2 separate regions of the Homo sapiens genome follow, and region 2 is linked to region 1. Evidence: read pairs that join two places in POLR2A ChIA-PET (ENCODE). Cell type or tissue: HCT116. All regions are shown on one strand. Each heading gives the region's core, and the rest is flanking DNA. Links, peaks and the distances in the headings are about the cores only. Region 1 overlaps CNOT4 (CCR4-NOT transcription complex subunit 4). Region 2 overlaps CNOT4 (CCR4-NOT transcription complex subunit 4).

Region 1 (8,461 bases), core at 1,462-5,461:
TGTTTGTACAGGGATATCTTCAGACTAAAGTCCTAGGAGTGAGGCTTCCTGAAGAAGATGAGTCTTGAATAAAGATTGTGTACTGTTTGTATAGGCTAGCATATCCAGAAGGAGAACATTATGTACGTTCTATATAGGGAATGGAAGCATGTCTTAGTTCATTTTATGCTGCTATAACAGAATACCACAGACTGGATAATTATAATCGACAGAAATGTATTTGGCTCATGGTTTTGGAGACTGGGAAGAACCAGAACATGGCACTGGCATCTGGCAGGGCCGTCATGCTATGTCATCCCATGGTGTAAGGTAGAAGAGCAAGAGAGGGTGAGAGAACAAGAACAGAGAGGGCAGAACTTGCTTTTTATCAGGAACCTACTTCCATTACTATGGCATTATCATTGATGAGGGTAGAGCCCTCATAGCCTAATCACCTCTTTTAATGGCCTCAACTCTTAATACTACCACACTGGCAATTAAATTTCAATATGCGTTGTGGAGGAGACATTTAGACCACAGTAAAGAATGAGCAAACACTTGATAGGGGCTAGCATGATGTGAGAGGGATGTAAGGAGTCTGATCTCAATGGAATAAAGTGTTAATTACTGGGAATGGTGGCAGATAAATTTGTATTAGTAGGGTAGAGCTAGATTATGAAAGGTGTATTGGTGTCAGGTTGAATTTAATCTGCTAAGCAATAAGAAGCCAGTAGAGGTTGATAGGGAGCAGGAGAAAACATGAGAGTGTTTTTCAGAAAGATTACTCGTTCAATAGTGTGCAGCATATTTTGGGGATGACACTTGAGGTTTGTTTGAAAAATTAGAGACCAAGCCACTGAGGTAAGGAGCTATTCTGAGAGACGTTAGGATGGAAATTCTACAGGATTTGTCAGATAATTGATTCCATCTTCTCTTTAGTCCCTCATGCCCTAAAGTGACACCAAGGTTTTGAAGAGTAGAGAACTGAGGAAATGTGGTCTATTTGTCTTTGATAGTAAACTGCAATTTGTTATCCAAGCCCAGCTTTTGCGAAGAAAGTGATAGATGATTACTCCAATAACAGCCTCAAAAAGTTTTAGTAGGCCTGGTGTGGTGGCTCACACCTGTAATCCCAGCACTTTGGGAGGCTGAGGTGGGAGGATTGCTTGAGGTCAGGAGTTTGAGACCAGCCTGGCCAACATAGTGAAACCCCGTCTCTACTAAAAATACAAAAATTAGCTAGGTATGGTGGTGTGCCCCTGTAATCCCAGCTACTTGGGAGGCTGAGGCTAGGATAATTGCTTGAACCCGGGAGGCGGAGGTTGCAGTGAGCCAAGATGGCACCACTGCACTCCAGCCTGGGCTACAGAATGAAACTCTGTCTCCAAAAAAAAAAAAAAAAAGGTTTAGTAGAAAATAGCTACCAGTGTTTCTGAATGATTTTAAAGATATTCACTGGAGAATAGGAGCTTGGAAAATAAAGAAATATTATCTTTATTACAGTAAGAGAAATGAACATACTTCATTTGTAAAAGAGAAATTTAGGCCTTACCTGCTTCCTATGTGTATATTAGTTCAGAACGGTTATTAGGAGACTACTCACATTTGAATAGCTATAACCAGTAAATATTACTGGATGACTTTAATAATGGCCTGATCAGAGCTAAAGAAAATTCTGATGAAGTAGGGCATTAAATATTTCTAGCTACCAACTCCCTTTAAGGATGAATAAAGGTAGGTCCGCAGGCTGAGGAAGTATACAGGGAGATTGTGAAATGAAAACTTATCCTTTCATTTACTTCGATATCTTTGTTTTGCACAGGTAATATTAAAAAACAGGTCTGGTTAAACATCAGCCGTATATGTTTTGGTTGGAATTTTTTTTTTAAGTTCTGTGAACTTTGAAGTTTTTTTAAAATTCTTTGTTTTGGTTTGTAGACCCTGCATTAAGCCAACTTTCTGGATCTGTTGTGTATTTCTGGATAGCATACTTTGTTTTGTGAAGGAAAATTTTACATTTTATTTTAAAGCTGGGGGAAAAAAGTAGGTTTCTTGTTTCTCGCTTTGTAAATGAGGTAGATGAATAATACTGTATTGCCACTTATTATCTTCATGCTTCCTTCAATGTCTCAGGTATTCCTCTACTGTATGTAGCATGTGGATCTCAAAGTTTCCCACAGTTGAGTCTGAAAACATCTCAACTGTGCTTATAATTTTAAAATTAAACTTAATTTTACCATTTTCTTTATTGTTATTATAAAATATAGGACCTATCATAATGCCATGAACCTTTTAGTGACTTGGGAAATAGTGATTAAGATGATGCAACATAGTACATTATTGGGAAATAATCTGTTTTTCGTTGGCATCGCCTCTATCCTTAGACCTCTTTCATTCTAGTAATATGACAGAAATATTTTTGACATTTTAAAACTTCCTCATTTAGCTGATCGTGTGTGCTGTTGAAAATGAACACTAGAATAGAAAGCCATTGCCTTCTCCTTGGGGGGTTTGTTTTAACAGGGGTTTTCATGTTTTAATTTTGGATTTGAGATTTGAGTTGAGATATCCATTGTGTAGAGAATCTTGAGAAGGATTATCCATCTTTCTTGCTGTCACCAGTGTATGTGGGAGGGAAGAAAATATCAAATATAGGGTATACAGGAGAACCTTAGTATTTGGGAATATCTTCAGTGATAGCTGCCAAATCCAGTGTTTTCCCCAGGAAATTTGTATTTAATCCCTTGGAGTATGGGATGACTTTATGAGTGTCATAGTGGGTTGCTGTGGGTGAGGAGAGGAGAAAACGACTCCCTGTTTGAAAAATCTTTTCCAAACTGTTCGAAAATTTGAGATTAAATTGAATTAATCTCAAATTATTAATAGTTTATGTTTTTTTTTTAATTCATACAGTGCTTGGGAAGAAATTGGTTTTCTGTGAGTGGCCTTGGGGGTGCTTTGGGTGCTTTCCTTACCCAGGAAAAGGGAGGAGAGGCAGAAAATAAAGTGGGGAATAGTAGCTGCTGTGGATTTTTGCCTATGGCATTGATGGCATTGTTTTTTTGGCTGCCTTTATCTACATACCTTTTCTTTTCTAGTTAGGCTGTCATTACTAGTTGGAGAGGCTACATACAGTCTAGCCTTTTCCAAATCAAACTAGCATCCCTGTCCTGGTTTGTTTGTTTTAATCTCTCCGTCTCAAAACCTGACAAATTTATGTCTTTTCTCTGCCTGAAGAGCAGGGGAAACTGGAAAGAGAAGAAAATGATAATGTTGTAGTTAGGCACTCCCTATCTTTTAATATGTCAGGATTGTTTTATGAAAAAAACCTCTGCCTTTGGATTTTAATTTTATGTAATCAGTTATAAAATAATTGAATTCTCTATGAGTCCTTAGAAACCCTTTAAAAGATCCTTTAGCCGTAAAGTTGGTGATAGGTTGAAGAGTACCTATATGAGTTAAATGCTTTGGGGATTTTTTTTGCTTCTCCTAAATTTTTTTCTGTCATACAGGACCTAGTCCTACATGTGAATTTTGCTTCCAAAAAGTAAAGCTGGCAGTCTTTTAATCCCAGCACTTTGGGAGGCCGAGGCAGGTGGATCACGAAGTCAGGAGTTCGAGACCAGCCTGGCCAACATGGTGAAACCCTGTCTCTACTAAAAATAGAAAAATTAGCCGGGCATGGTGGCATGTGCCTGTAATCCCAGCTACTCAGGAGGCTGAGGCAGGAGAATCACTTGAACCTAGGAGGCGGAGGTTGCAGTGAGCCAAGACCATGCCATTGCACTCCAGCCTGGGTGACAGAGCAAGAGTCCGTCTCAAAAACAAACAAACAAACATAAAAACCTTAAAGATTGTATTCAAATCTATTTTGATTCTGATGAAAGCAAGGATGACAGCAAAATACTTTAATATATGCATGCTAACAAAAGAACACAAGTTAGACCTGTGTCACCATATATTCTTTGTCATGCCTAGCAAGTATTTTCAGCTTTGGGGAACTCTGAATGATAGATGGTGTATTCATGTTTGTAGATTGTGGTTTTTATTATATACTATTAAATTCTATAATTTAAACTTGACATATTAGAGGAAATATTGTTCTTCATTATTTGGAGTAAAGGATTAATTATACATAACTTTTTATAGTCGAATGTAGTTTTCAGTTTCAGTTTTGAACTCTATTTGTTTTTATTACTTCTGCTGGGAGTATGCTGGGTAGTATGGAACCAGGCTTCCTACATATGAATGTTGGCTCTGCCACTTACTTACTATCTGTGAGACCTAGGTTGTTACTTTACCGTCTTTGGGACTCAGCTTCCTCATTTGTAAAATGGAGATACCAGGATTGTTGTGTGGAATAAATGGGTTAATGTATATAAAGTGCTTGGAATAGTGTTTGGCACATCGTCGCTTTGTCTAAGTGTTTGCTGTTTTTATGCATTTGAAGGAATAAAAAACATTCATCTTTGAATTTCTCTATTAATTCAGTACACTTGTAAAACAATGTCTAAGTACTAAACATATATTTTCAGTAATCACTTGACCACATAGAAATATAAGGAATGTGTTTGAGGGGTAATCAGAAGATTGGCCTGCCTGGAATTCCCTTGAATCAGAGAGTAATGGAAAATGAACCTGTATGGATACAATAGAAAATGATTATCAAGTGTTTTGAACTAAGGCATAGAAAATTAGATGCTGATAAGAGGGGAATCATTGCAAGGTTGTTATTGTTGTTTTTAAGTCATGATAGTGATGTGTTTAAAATAGTATTTAGGGGAAGATAGTTTTGAGTGTGCTTGGTAGCATAGAATTATTTCACTATAAGGACAGAGGATTTTTTTTTGGTCTGTTCTGTTCACTAATCTATTTTAAGCAACCCAAACAGAACCTGGTTGATGGTAGATGCTCAATAAATACTTAATTGGATGAATGAACCTTAAAAGAGACTATCAGAGTCTTTTATTTTTATTTTGAGACAGTGTCTCACTCTCTCACCCAGGCTATAGTGCAGTGGCGCAATCTTGGCTCACCACAACCTCCGCCTCCTGGGTTCAAGCAATTCTCCTACCTTAGCCTCTTGAGTAGCTGGGACTACAGGCACGTGCCACCATGCCTGGCTAATTATTGTATTTTTTGGTAAAGATGGGGTTTCACTGTGTTGGCCGGGCTGGTCTTGAGCTCCTGGCCTCAAGCAATCCGCCTGCCTCGGCTTCCCAAAGTGCTGGGATTATAGGCGTGAGCCACCATGCCTGACCCTATGAGAATATAAAAAAGAGCTGGGTGCAGTGGCTCACGCCTGTAATCCAACACTTTGGGAGTCCGAGGCTGGAGGATAGCTTGAGCCCAGGAGTTCAAGACCATCTTGGGCAATTATAGTGAGACTCCATTTCTTAAAAAAAAAAAATAATTATCCAGGCTTGGTGGTGCACTCATGTAGTCCCAGCTACTTGGGAGTTTAAGTGGGGAGGATCGCTTGAGCTTGATAGATCGAGGCTGCAGTGAGCTGTGATTGTGCCACTTCACTCCAGTCTGGGTGACAGAGACTCTGTCTCAAAAAATAAAAAGAAAATGAGAGAACAGTGGACTCAACTTAAACTTTTGGGGTTCCTACGTTTCAGGGGTAGAAGTGAAAAAGATACTTTAATAAGAACAGTAGGAGAGGTAAAAGGAAGATGGAAAAGTTTGGCTCAGAATCCAAAGGAAGAGATTTTCTAAGGGAAAGGTCAGAGAGAGAGAGAGAGAGAGAGAGGAATAGGAAGATTCAGGATAGTGTTGCTTCTAGGTAGCCAAGGAGGTTTCAGGAAGAAGGGCACAGAGGTGGACATAGTCCAATACGAAGTTCGAGGAGAATGAGAATAGAGAAAGAATCCTTTGGCTTGGTGGTGTGAGGGTCACTGACCACTGAGTACACTAAGAATGGTAATATAAATCAGATTGCAGGGAGGTTAAGGAAGATGTTAAGCAGAGACTGATAAAGACTATTCAGTTGGCCTGGCACAGTGGCTCACGCCTGTAATCCCAGCACTGTGGGAGGCCAAGGCGAGCAGATGACGTGAGGTCAGGAGTTTGAGACCAGCCTGGCCAACATGGCGAAACCCCGTCTCTAATAAAAATACTGAAATTAGTTGGGCATGGTGGTGCATGCCTGTAATTCCAGCTACTTGGGAGGCTGAGGCATAAGAATCACTTGAACCCGGGAGGTGGAGGTTGCAGTGAGTGGAGATTGCGCCACTGCACTCCAGCCTGGGTGACGGAGTGAGACCTCTTGTCTCAAAAAACAAAAAAACAAAAACTATTTAGTCAAGAAAATAACTGTAAAAATGGCCAGAAAACAATATAATAGGAGCATTCACAGTTTTTGTATGTATACTGTAAGAGAGTCTGTTTATTAGAGGTGAGAAAACTTGAGACAGTTTGTGCTGAATATTATTCTTTTTCTTTATTTTAGAGACAGGATCTTCCTTTGTTTTCCAGGCTGGAGTGCAGTGGCACAATCATAGCTTATTGCAGCCTTGAACTCCTGGGCTCAAGCAATCCTCCCACCTTGGCCTCCCAAAAGCACTGGGATTTACAGATATGAGCTATTGCTCCCACCCAGCCCTGAATGTTCTTAAATTTCTTTCTTTCTTTCTTTCTTTCTTTCTTTCTTTCTTTCTTTCTTTCTTTCTTTCTTTCTTTCTTTCTTTCTTTTTTTTTTTTTTTTTTTTTTTTGACACAGGGTCTCACTCTGTTACCTAGGCTGGAGTGCAGTGGCGAGATCTTGGCTCCTTATAGCCTCCCAGCCTCAGGTAATCCTCCCACCTCAGCCTCCCAAGTAGCTGGCACTGTAGGTGCATGCCATCACATTCAGCTATTTTTTTTTTTTTTTTTTTTTTTGAGGCAGAGTCTCGCTCTGTCTCCCAGGCTGGAGTGCAATGGCGCAGTCTCGGCTCACTGCAGCCTCCGCCTCCCGGGTTCAAGCGATTCTCCTGCCTCAGCCTCCTGAGTAGCTGGGACTACAGGTATGTGCCACCATACCCGGCTAATTTTTGTATTTTTAGTAGAGACAGGGTTTCACCATGTTGGCTAGGCTGGTCTCAAACTCCTGACCTCAGGTAATCTACCCGCCTTGGCCTCCCAAAGTGCTGGGATTACAGGCGTGAGCCAACTTTTCGTATTTTGGTGGAGATGGAGTTTTGCCATGTTTGTTGCCCAGGCTGCTCTTAAATTTCATAATAGGGAATATGTATTGTATATGTTTCTCCAGGGCTCTGCTACTTGCTAACCATGTGATCTTGGGAAACTTTGCTTAATATTTTTGTGCCTCAGTTTTCTGCCTTGTAAAATTGAGGCAAAAGGAACACCTATTTCATAGATCTATTGTGAGGATGTAATTATTTAATCTTTTAAAAACACTTAGAACAATGCTATGTGGTAAATGTTTCATAAATGTTAGCTATTATCTACTGCTGAAGTAAAATAGAGTAAAATTGGTGGCTTGAAGAAAAAATAGAAGAAGAAAAGAATTTAATAATGCAAACTAGTGGCAAAAACTAAATGGAAAGGTCTTAGGGCCTTTTCCGTGGATGTTATTGGAGAAAACTTTGGATGTCTACTTACTCTATTTATTTACACTTGGATTTCAGGCCCCTTTCCTCTAATATTTGCACTGTTTTACTTTTTTCTATAACACTTATGTTCTGACATATCATATAATTAATATATATACTGTTTGTTGTTGATCTCTTTCCAGGGTAGGGATATTTGTTTTGATCCCTGATGTATTCCAGGTTCTGGGAATAGTACTTGGCACATAATAGGTGCTCAATATTTGCTTGTTGGATTAATAAGTTAATCTACCATAGAAGTAGGATGGATGGAGAAAAGTGTTCAAAGTGCTGGTGGTCCTTTTTTTTTTTTTTTTTTTTTTTGAGACGGAATTTCATTCTTGTTGCCCAGGTTGTAGTGCAATGGCGCGATCTCGGCTCCCTGAAACCTCCACCTCCTGGGTTCAAGCTATTCACCTGTCTCAGCCTCCCGAGTAGCTGGGATTACAGGCGCGCACTACCATGCCCGGCTAATTTTTGTATTTTTAGTAGAGACGGGGTTTCACCATGTTGGCCAGGCTGGTCTTGAACTCCTGACCTCAGGTGATCTGCCCGCCTTGGCCTCCCAAAGTGCTGGGATTACAGGTGTGAGCCACTGCGCCCCACCGCTGGTGGTACTTTTTTAGAGAAGCCAGTTATCAGATTGATGGACACTATATAGGACTTTACCTTCTCAAAGACTTCCTCCTTTTTCTCAAATGAGTTTTCTGAGTTTTTTTTTTTTTTTTTGGTACAGGTTTTCTTGAAATCACTTGGGAAACCCATTTGTTTAATAGCTGAGGAAAGGAATCTATAAATGAATCTCTTTTTTTTGATACAATACTTATATTTTACATTTGATTAGCTAATGAAAGCCTATCCGTGAGCGCTTATTAGATGCTAAGCACTAT
Region 2 (8,461 bases), core at 3,004-7,003, 57 kb after region 1:
TTTATGTATATATTGCATGTATGGTTTTTATGGAAACTTTTTTTTTCTTTTTCTTTTTTTAATCTTTTTCACTTTTTGATTTCTAGCTAGAACCACCTCCAGAATTTATGGAAACTTTTAAGATGCTATACAATACCAAAGTGTGCATGTGTGTGTGTGTCTGTGTGTGTGTGTGTCTGTGTGTGTATTTCATATCTATAAATAGCTTTCAATTATGTATAATTACAGTGTATATATAACTTTGGTTGTATAGTATATACTTAGGAGTATTATTTCTGTGTAACTGTATTCAGTGGACTTGCACTAGCTACATATTTAAGTTATTAAAAATTCATCTATTAGATTGGCAAAAAATTAAAGGGTTAATTAAATATAGTAATCATTTCAAAATTTTATAAAAGTACTGTTATGTACTATAGTTAAGTGTATACAGCATATTTTTCTTTTTTTGACTTTTTTATTGTGGCAAAATATATGTAACATATTTACCATTTTAACCATTTTCAAATGTACAGTTCAGTGGCATTAAGTACATTCACATTGTTATTTAACTATCACCACTGTCTGTTTCCAGAAATTTTTTCAGCATCTCAAACAGAAACTCTGTTAAATTAAGTAATAACTCCCCATTCTTCTCCCCCAGCCCCCTAGTAACCTTTATTCCACTTTCTGTATCTTTGAATTTGTCTATTCTAGATACCTCATAAAAGTGAGATCAGGCTGGTCATGGTGGCTCATGCCTGTAATCCCAGCACTTTGGGAGCCTGAGGTGGGAGGATCACTTGAGCCCGGAGTTCAAGACCAGCCTTTGCAACACAGGGAGACCCCATCTATATAGATATTTAAAAAATTAGCTGGGTGTGGTGGTGCACACCTGTGGTTCCAGCTACTCAGGTGGCTGAGGTGGGAGGATTTGCTTTATAAAGCCCAGCATTTTGAGGCTGCAGTGAGCTATGATCCCACCACTCACTGCACTGTAGCCTGGGTGAGAGAGTGAGACTGTGTCTCAAAAACAAGAAACCAAAAGTGAAAACATAAAATATTTGTCCTCTTGTTACTGGCTTATTTCACTTAAAGCATAGTGTTTTCAGGGTTCATTCATGTTGTAGCATGTATCAGAATTTGATTCCTTTTGTGACTGAATATAGTCTTTTTTTATTATTATACAACATTTTATTTAAAAAAATTATTTTCATAGAATACATTTTCACATTAGAGATTCCCATTGTGCGAAAATAACAATTTATTACTTATAGTTTTATATTTGTGGACAGATTGTTTTAGAACAAGTAGAACACATTTGAGAAATAAATCTAAGTTTACAATTGGTAATATTTTGATACGTCTACAAGGGGAAACTTGCCCTTAAATGGAACTTCTCTATATTCAGAAGCACTCCAAGCATTTCTCCCTAGGATTTAGAAATTTATAATGTGAGATATCAGCACTTCCTAATTTTAAAATTTCCCTGGTATATGTAACCATCAGTAGGTGGTATCTACTGACTAGAGAGGGAAGTTTTCGAAAATTAATCACTGTCTAATTTTCTACAAAGTTTTTATTCATGAATTAAGAGTATTTCCCTTTGTCCATTATTCCCAGGGCAAATATGGAAGTTTGATCATATACTAATAGTAATAAAGCTGGATTCTCTTTAAGAGATTGATAAATTAAAAGGCAAAAGCTCATATATCATGTTTAGCTATACTGTGAGTCTTATAAGAAGCTGGGAGGCAACCCCATTAACTCACCAGAATACAGAACTCAGTCTCACAATTTCTTAGATATAGTTCCTCTCAAACCTTTTCCTCAAAGATTAAATTCTGAAAATAACCTTGTGATTAAGAGAAGAAGGCTGTCCACCAACAGACTTATCTGTTATTTCTTCCTTATTGTGAGCTTAATGGCATGACAAGCAGAGGCAAAGAGGCTTACATCAGTTCTTCAAAGTATGAAGTCAAAAAGGTCAGAGCTTCCACAGCATGGCAACAGCTTTGCAGATGCCCACATCGTGATAGTTGAAATAGCAAAGCCCAGCAAAGGTTAAAGCTGAAAGTGCCAAAAGCCCTGCCTTGGCAGCTTTCTGCGAGGCATCCCCATGAACATAGTCAGTAACAACTTGTCCAAGGCCCCAGTGACCATGAAGAGTGAGGGTCGCAGCCAGGGAATAGCCCATCGCAGAGCAAGGATTCAAACAAGCAGCCGGAAGCAGACCCAGGAGCAAAACACTGAAAACCTTCTTGCTAGTCCAGTGGAGAGATGCAGCCTTGGAACCAGAATGGTGGCTCGGTGACAAGTGTATGTGCTGTACTCCACATCATTCTGGGATAGGTCGGTCCTGAAGAAATGCTGAGATATAAGCAGGTCTGACCACTGGCGTTCACAGCAACAGAGCTCGACCTCCTTGGGCACTGCAAAGGGCACTCAGCCTCCAGAGAACCGCCATCTCGTTCCTGAGGATGACTGAATATATTCTAATATTCCATGGTATGGATATACCACATTTTGTGTATGCCTCCATTGATGGACACTTGGATTACTTTCCATTTTTTGGCTATTGTCAAAAATACTGTTAGGAACACTGGTGCACAAGTATCTGTTCAAGTCCTTTCAGTTCTTTGAATATACACCTAGGAGTGAAATTGCTGGGTCATACACTAATTCTAAGTTTAATAACCACCAAACTATTTTCTGTAGTGTCTGTACTACCTTACATTCTCGTGTATTATTATTATTATTATTATTATTATTATTTTTTGAAACAGGGTTTCACTGTCTCCCCCAGGCTGGAGTGCAGCAGTGCCACATCACGGCTCACTGCAGCCTCTCCCTCCTGGCTCAGGTGATCCTCCTACCTCGGCCTCCTGAGTAGCTAAGACTACAGGTGTGCACTACCACACCCGGCTCATTTTTGTAGAGATGGGGTTTCATCATGTTGCCCAGGCTGGTCTCGAACCCCTGGGCTCAAACGATTTGCCTGCCTCAGCCTCCCAAAGTGCTAGGACTGTGAGTGTGAGCCATTGTGTCCAGCCTCTCATGTATTCTTACACATATGTTTTGAACAGGACCCTAAACACAAAACCATGTATACAGCAACACTTTATAAGTGATAAGACACTTTCAAACATAATTTTGACTGTATGATTTTTATTTTGTGTACTTACTACATGGTATGTGAGATTTTTGGTGATGCAGGAGCATTATTACACATGTCACAGTTACTAGTTACAGTTGATGTAGAGAACAAGAACTCAAGTAATAAGGTAAAAATTTGCCATAGAGTTTAACTTTTTAAAAAGTAATGTCGTTTTATTCTTTGGGCATTTGCACTCCACTTCCAAGTATACATAGCTCCAACATCAGTAATCGTGACTTCTGTCTTACCATGTTGGAAAGGGCGTGAGTTTTGAAGTTGGGTCCTGTTTTTGAATTGTATCTTTAACACTCTAGCTTCAGTTTCATATTTTATAAAGGATATAGTGTGTTCTTACCAAGTCACTGTGAGGATTGGATCATGTATATGAAAAGGCTTTTTTTTTTTTTTGTGACAGGATCTTGCCCTGTTGCCCAGGCTGGAGTGCAGTGGTGTGATCTAGGCTCACTGAAACCTCTGCTTCCTGGACTCCAGCAATCTTCCCACCCCAGCCTCCCAAGTAGCTGGGACTACAGGCATGTGCCACCAACCCAGCTAATTTTTTTTTTTTTTTTTTGGTAGAGATAGGGTTTCGCCATGGTGCCCAGGCAGGTCTTGAACTTTTGGCCTCAAGAGATCCATCTGCCTTGGCCTCCAAAAGTGCTGGGGTTACAGGTGTGAGCCAGCGTGCCTGCAGAATTGTTGTTGAGACAGGGTTTCACTCTATCACCCAGGCTAGAGTACAGTGGCGTGAACATGGCTCACTACAGCCGCGACCTCCTTTGGTCAAGCAATCCTCCTGCCTCAGTCTCCCAAGTAGCTGGAACCACAGGCACACAACACCATACTTGGCTAATTTTAAAAATTTTTCATAGAGACAAGGTCTCCTTGTGTTGCCCAGGCTGGTCTTGAACTCCTGGCCTCAAGTAGTCCTGCTGCCTTGGCCACCCAAGGTGCTGGGATTACAGGTGTAAGCCACTGTTTATGGCTAAAAATGAATATTTTTTTTCCCTGCCAAATTAATTCTAAGGACTCCTGCACCCCACTCAGGAAATCATTGGCTTTTCTTGCCCTTTTCATTTAAAAAGATATTTCTATGTCTTGTAACATTTTAAATCTTATTATTTGAATGCATTGTTTTATTTTATTTTACTTATTTATTTTTGAAACGAAGTTTTTGCTCTTGTTGCCCAGGCTGCAGTGCAGTGGCACAATCTCGGCTCACTGCAACCTCCGCCTCCTGTGTTCAAGCAATTCTCCTTTTTCAGCCTCCCAAATAGCTGGGATTACAGGCATGCACCAACACGCTCGGCTAATTTTTTTGTATTTTTAGTAGAGACGGGGTTTCACCATGTTGGCCAGGCTGGTCTCGAACTCCTGACCTCAGGTGATCCGCCCGCCTTGGCCTCCCAAAGTGCTGGGATTTACAGGCATGAGCCACCGCGCCGCCCTGTTTAGTTTTAATTTTAATATTAGTTGTCTGGCTTATTAAGTAAAATTATTCTCTAAATGAAAATTTGGGCAAGGGTATTTTGGAGAGTCGATTTCAAAGCTTATTTTAAAAGCTTAGTTCAGAGGGGTACTATAATACATTTAGGAAATTGCTCTGTACTTGAAATTCCCTAAAAGTTTGTGTTTCTTCATTGTTCAGATGAGTACATCAAATTCTTTTGGATTTCTTATCCAAGATCATATAGTTACTTTGTGAAAGAGGTGAGTCAGTCAACTCTTTGACCTTGTATTGCAGTGTTCTACCACATCAGACTACCCTCCTCCTACCTTTTACCATTTATGAGATTACTTTTGGCAGCTGGCTTCTGTGGCTTCTCTCCATGGTGCTAGAGGTGCACAAATGTACTTACTTTTGTATTAACTATCTAAAGGATTTCTTTCTCCTTTGTCCCTTTTTTGTTCCTCTAAACCTCCCCCTAAACTGAAAGATACATACTCTTGTAAACTTTTTTAAAATTAAAAAACAGAAACAATCAAAAAGCAAAACATCAGTATATCATTTTTTATTTATGGTAATTTACCTTCTAGAAAGCTTTTCTATTCATAAGCCCCAATGTATTGCTTCCTTCCCAACATTCCATAAATTATTTCACTAAAACTCTAATAACCTGTAGTTAAAGAAATGATATCTTAGAATCAAAGGTATTAGAAGTGTAGATAGCACCATTTGATTATTTCAGTTTACTTTTCTGTTATTGGAACCGATATTTGAGTCTGTGTTTTCTACAGGTACAGTTTTGGGATGTTTAAAGTTGGGGGACCTATTAGAAGTCAGCTTTAAACTCCTAACTGTATATATGCTGAAAACTGATAGTGGCAAATCTGGGCATTTCTTTTTTTTTTTTTTAATTTTATTTTGAAATAATTATAGATTCACAAGAAGACACTATTTCGTTGTATTTTTCTTCTAATTATTAGCAAAAGTGAGAAGTAATTTAATTTTTCTAAAGGAAATGAAAACAATTTTCCTCTTTTTTTAAAGGGCCATTTGAATTGTGAAAAAATACATTTTTTTTTGCAGCATTTAGATAATATGGATTTTTCTTTAAAAAATTAGTAGTCTCCTACCTCCGTTTTGTCTTTTGTGAAATAACAACATTTTGGTGTCTAAACGTCCATGTGTTTATTTTCTTAGCGAAACAAATATATATGCATACAGGGTTTATATGTTTTAATGAAAGTAATTGTATGTTCATACTTGCTGTTCTTTAAAAAGTATAACTAGAATAGACATTCTGATCAACATACCTTATGTTATATCATATTTACTTAATGATTGTCCTATTAATGGACAGATGGACAGTATACTGTTTGCAGTTTTCTACTCTTTTTTTTTTTTTTGAGACGGAGTCTCTCTCTGTCACCAGGCTGGAGTGCAATGATCTCGGCTCGCTGCCACCTCCGCCTCCTGGGTTCAAGCAGTTCTCTTGCTTCAGCCTCCCAAGTAGCTGGGAATACAGGCATGTGCCACCACGCCCAGCTAATTTTTGTATTTTTAGTAGAGACGGGATTTCACCATGTTGGCCAGGATGTCTTGCTCTCTTGACCTCGTGATTCACCTGCCTCGGCCTCTCCAAGTGCTGGGATTATAGGCGTGAGCCACTGCACCCGGCCTGCAGTTTTCTACTCTTATATTGCTGTAGAACATAGCCAAACACTTGGCTATGTTGGTGTCACTATTTATGTAGAATAGGTTCTTAGTTAGGAGGTGGTATAAGGGAGTTGTTAAGAGCACAGCTTATCTAGGGCTAAAACTTCCTAGAAGGAATCCAGGCTATACTAATAAGTGTGTAACTTAAGGCAAAATAATGTGTTCCCATTTCCTCTTTTGAAAGAGGCGCTAGATCATTGATCCTCTCTACTTCTCTACTTTGGGTGAAAACTAACTTCTTTGACAGGCTGATGGGGTAAAAAAAAAAAAAAAGTTACCTGGCTGTTAACTAAAGATTGATCATTTTTTCATGTATTTTAATCACTTGTAATTCTTCTGTGAACTGCTTATCATTTTCTTGTCTCTTTTTTTTTTTTTTTTAACTTGTCTGTGTCTTACTGCTTTGTAGGATTTCTTTATATATTCTGGACATTAGCTTTTCATTATATGTAGCAAATGTATCTTTTACTCTGATGCTTACTTTTAATTTTATTTATGTTTTCTTCTTTCCATGTTGCTAAGTTGATTGTCTCCTTTTATGGCTTCTGAATTTTTGTTTTGCTTATGAAGACCTTCTATATCCCAAGATTTTTAAAAAAATCTGTTTTTTTTTTCTTTAACACTTCAATAATTTATTGATCACTAGATCATTTGGGATTTTTTAAAATTGCAGTATTAGATTATATACTATTTTTTATTCAAATGGATAGCCCAGTGTCCCATCACTGTTTATAAAATGGTCCAGCCTTCCCATCTTTAGTTATACATTTTAGCAAATATTAAAACCTCATAAATTCATGAGTCTGTTTCTAGATTTTTCTGATTTTGAGACAGGGTCTCTGTCACCCATGCTGGAGTGTGGTGGCACAGTTATAGCTCACTGCAGCCTTGAACTCCTGGGCTCAAGCGATGCTCCTGCTTCAAGCCTCCCAAGTAGCTGGGACTACAGTGTGCGCCACCATGCCCAGCTAATTTTAAAATTTGTTATAGACATGAGGGCTTTGCTATGTTGTGCTGGTCTTGAACTCCTGGCTGGAGCTGAACTCCTGCCCTCAAGCAGTCCTCCTGCCTTGGCCTCTCAAAGTGCTGGGATTACAGTCATGAGCTGCTGTACCCAGCTATATCTAGATTCTTTAGTTTCTTTGCTCTTTTGTCTAATTTTATACTAATAGGAAATTATTTAAATTACTGTAGCTTTATAGTATAATTTAGTATGTGACAGGGCAAATTCCCACTTTTTTCCCCAGAAGCTTCAAAATGATTCTCATGCATTTATTCTTGTATGTAACCTTTAGGATCAGTTTGTCCAATTATGTAAAAAATTACCACCGTGATTTTGGTGGGGATTACTATAGAATTATAGATTAGTTTGCAGGCTATCAGATTTTAACTTAAAGTAGTGATTTCAAGCTAACCTTTTAATCTAACAGTGGCTTTAGCCTAAGATATTACCTAAAAATTTAAAACTCCCTATAATCTAAAAAGTTATATTATTTAACTTTTCAAAAAGTGTTTGTGATATGAAGGTCTATTTCTTCCCTTCTTTCTTCCTGTTTATTATAGGCTTTTTGTAGTATTACCATAGGAATACTTTTGTTTAATACGTGTTTCTCAGAAGTTTTCATTAGCATGTTATTACATAATTAGTTGTATTGTTAAGGTCTATGGTTCTATGGCATCCGAGTTTTTCTGAGTTTTAGCCTATGTTTCTCTGTGTCAAGAGTTTGATGTTAACATGTAACTATAGATGATTGAAGTATCTTGTTTTCATTCGATTTGTTTTATAAATTGTGACAAACTTTAGAATAGTGTAATAGTCTTCTAGTTATGTGGCAATATTACTAGGTTTTAGGTCAAAGATGAGACAGTTAAGAGTGCTGTTTTACCTTATTTATTCCCCTAAAATGTGTTATGATGAGTGCTATAGGCTAGTACTAAATGTTTTATCGAGAAAAAAGGGAAGTTCTTTTTTATTTATGTTGAATCCAAAATATTAATGATGCCAGGCCTTTTGTTTTGGTATTCAAAATTTTCAGAAATCCATTCTGAAAGCCATTTCAGGTTGATAACAGTAGTTGCTCAGTCAGTATTTTTCAAATTTTTTGACAGTGTGACTCTTAATTGTTGACTGTGCCATTTTTCCAGTAGTAAACAATGTATTTTGT

The links. ChIA-PET counts read pairs that join two places held together with the same protein. Peaks named below come from ENCODE experiments on the same cell type or tissue, not always from the same donor. Only the 100,000 strongest peaks of a DNase experiment are listed, where the experiment ranks them.
Region 2: POLR2A ChIA-PET joins it to region 1 with 5 read pairs; 7 of 35 experiments call an interaction of 5 or more read pairs at or near these places.

Annotation. Positions count from the first base shown.
Region 1 is chr7:135,493,905-135,502,365 of GRCh38, reverse strand. All of the region lies in intron 1 of CNOT4 (CCR4-NOT transcription complex subunit 4), which reads left to right. Among named protein-coding and RNA genes, the nearest start is that of CNOT4, 12 kb to the left of the region's middle. In HCT116, for the core only: no CTCF peak of the experiment used is centred there; no DNase peak of the experiment used is centred there.
Region 2 is chr7:135,438,438-135,446,898 of GRCh38, reverse strand. All of the region lies in intron 1 of CNOT4 (CCR4-NOT transcription complex subunit 4), which reads left to right. It also overlaps the pseudogene SDHDP2. Among named protein-coding and RNA genes, the nearest start is that of CNOT4, 67 kb to the left of the region's middle. In HCT116, for the core only: no CTCF peak of the experiment used is centred there; a DNase peak (open chromatin) is centred at 4,888.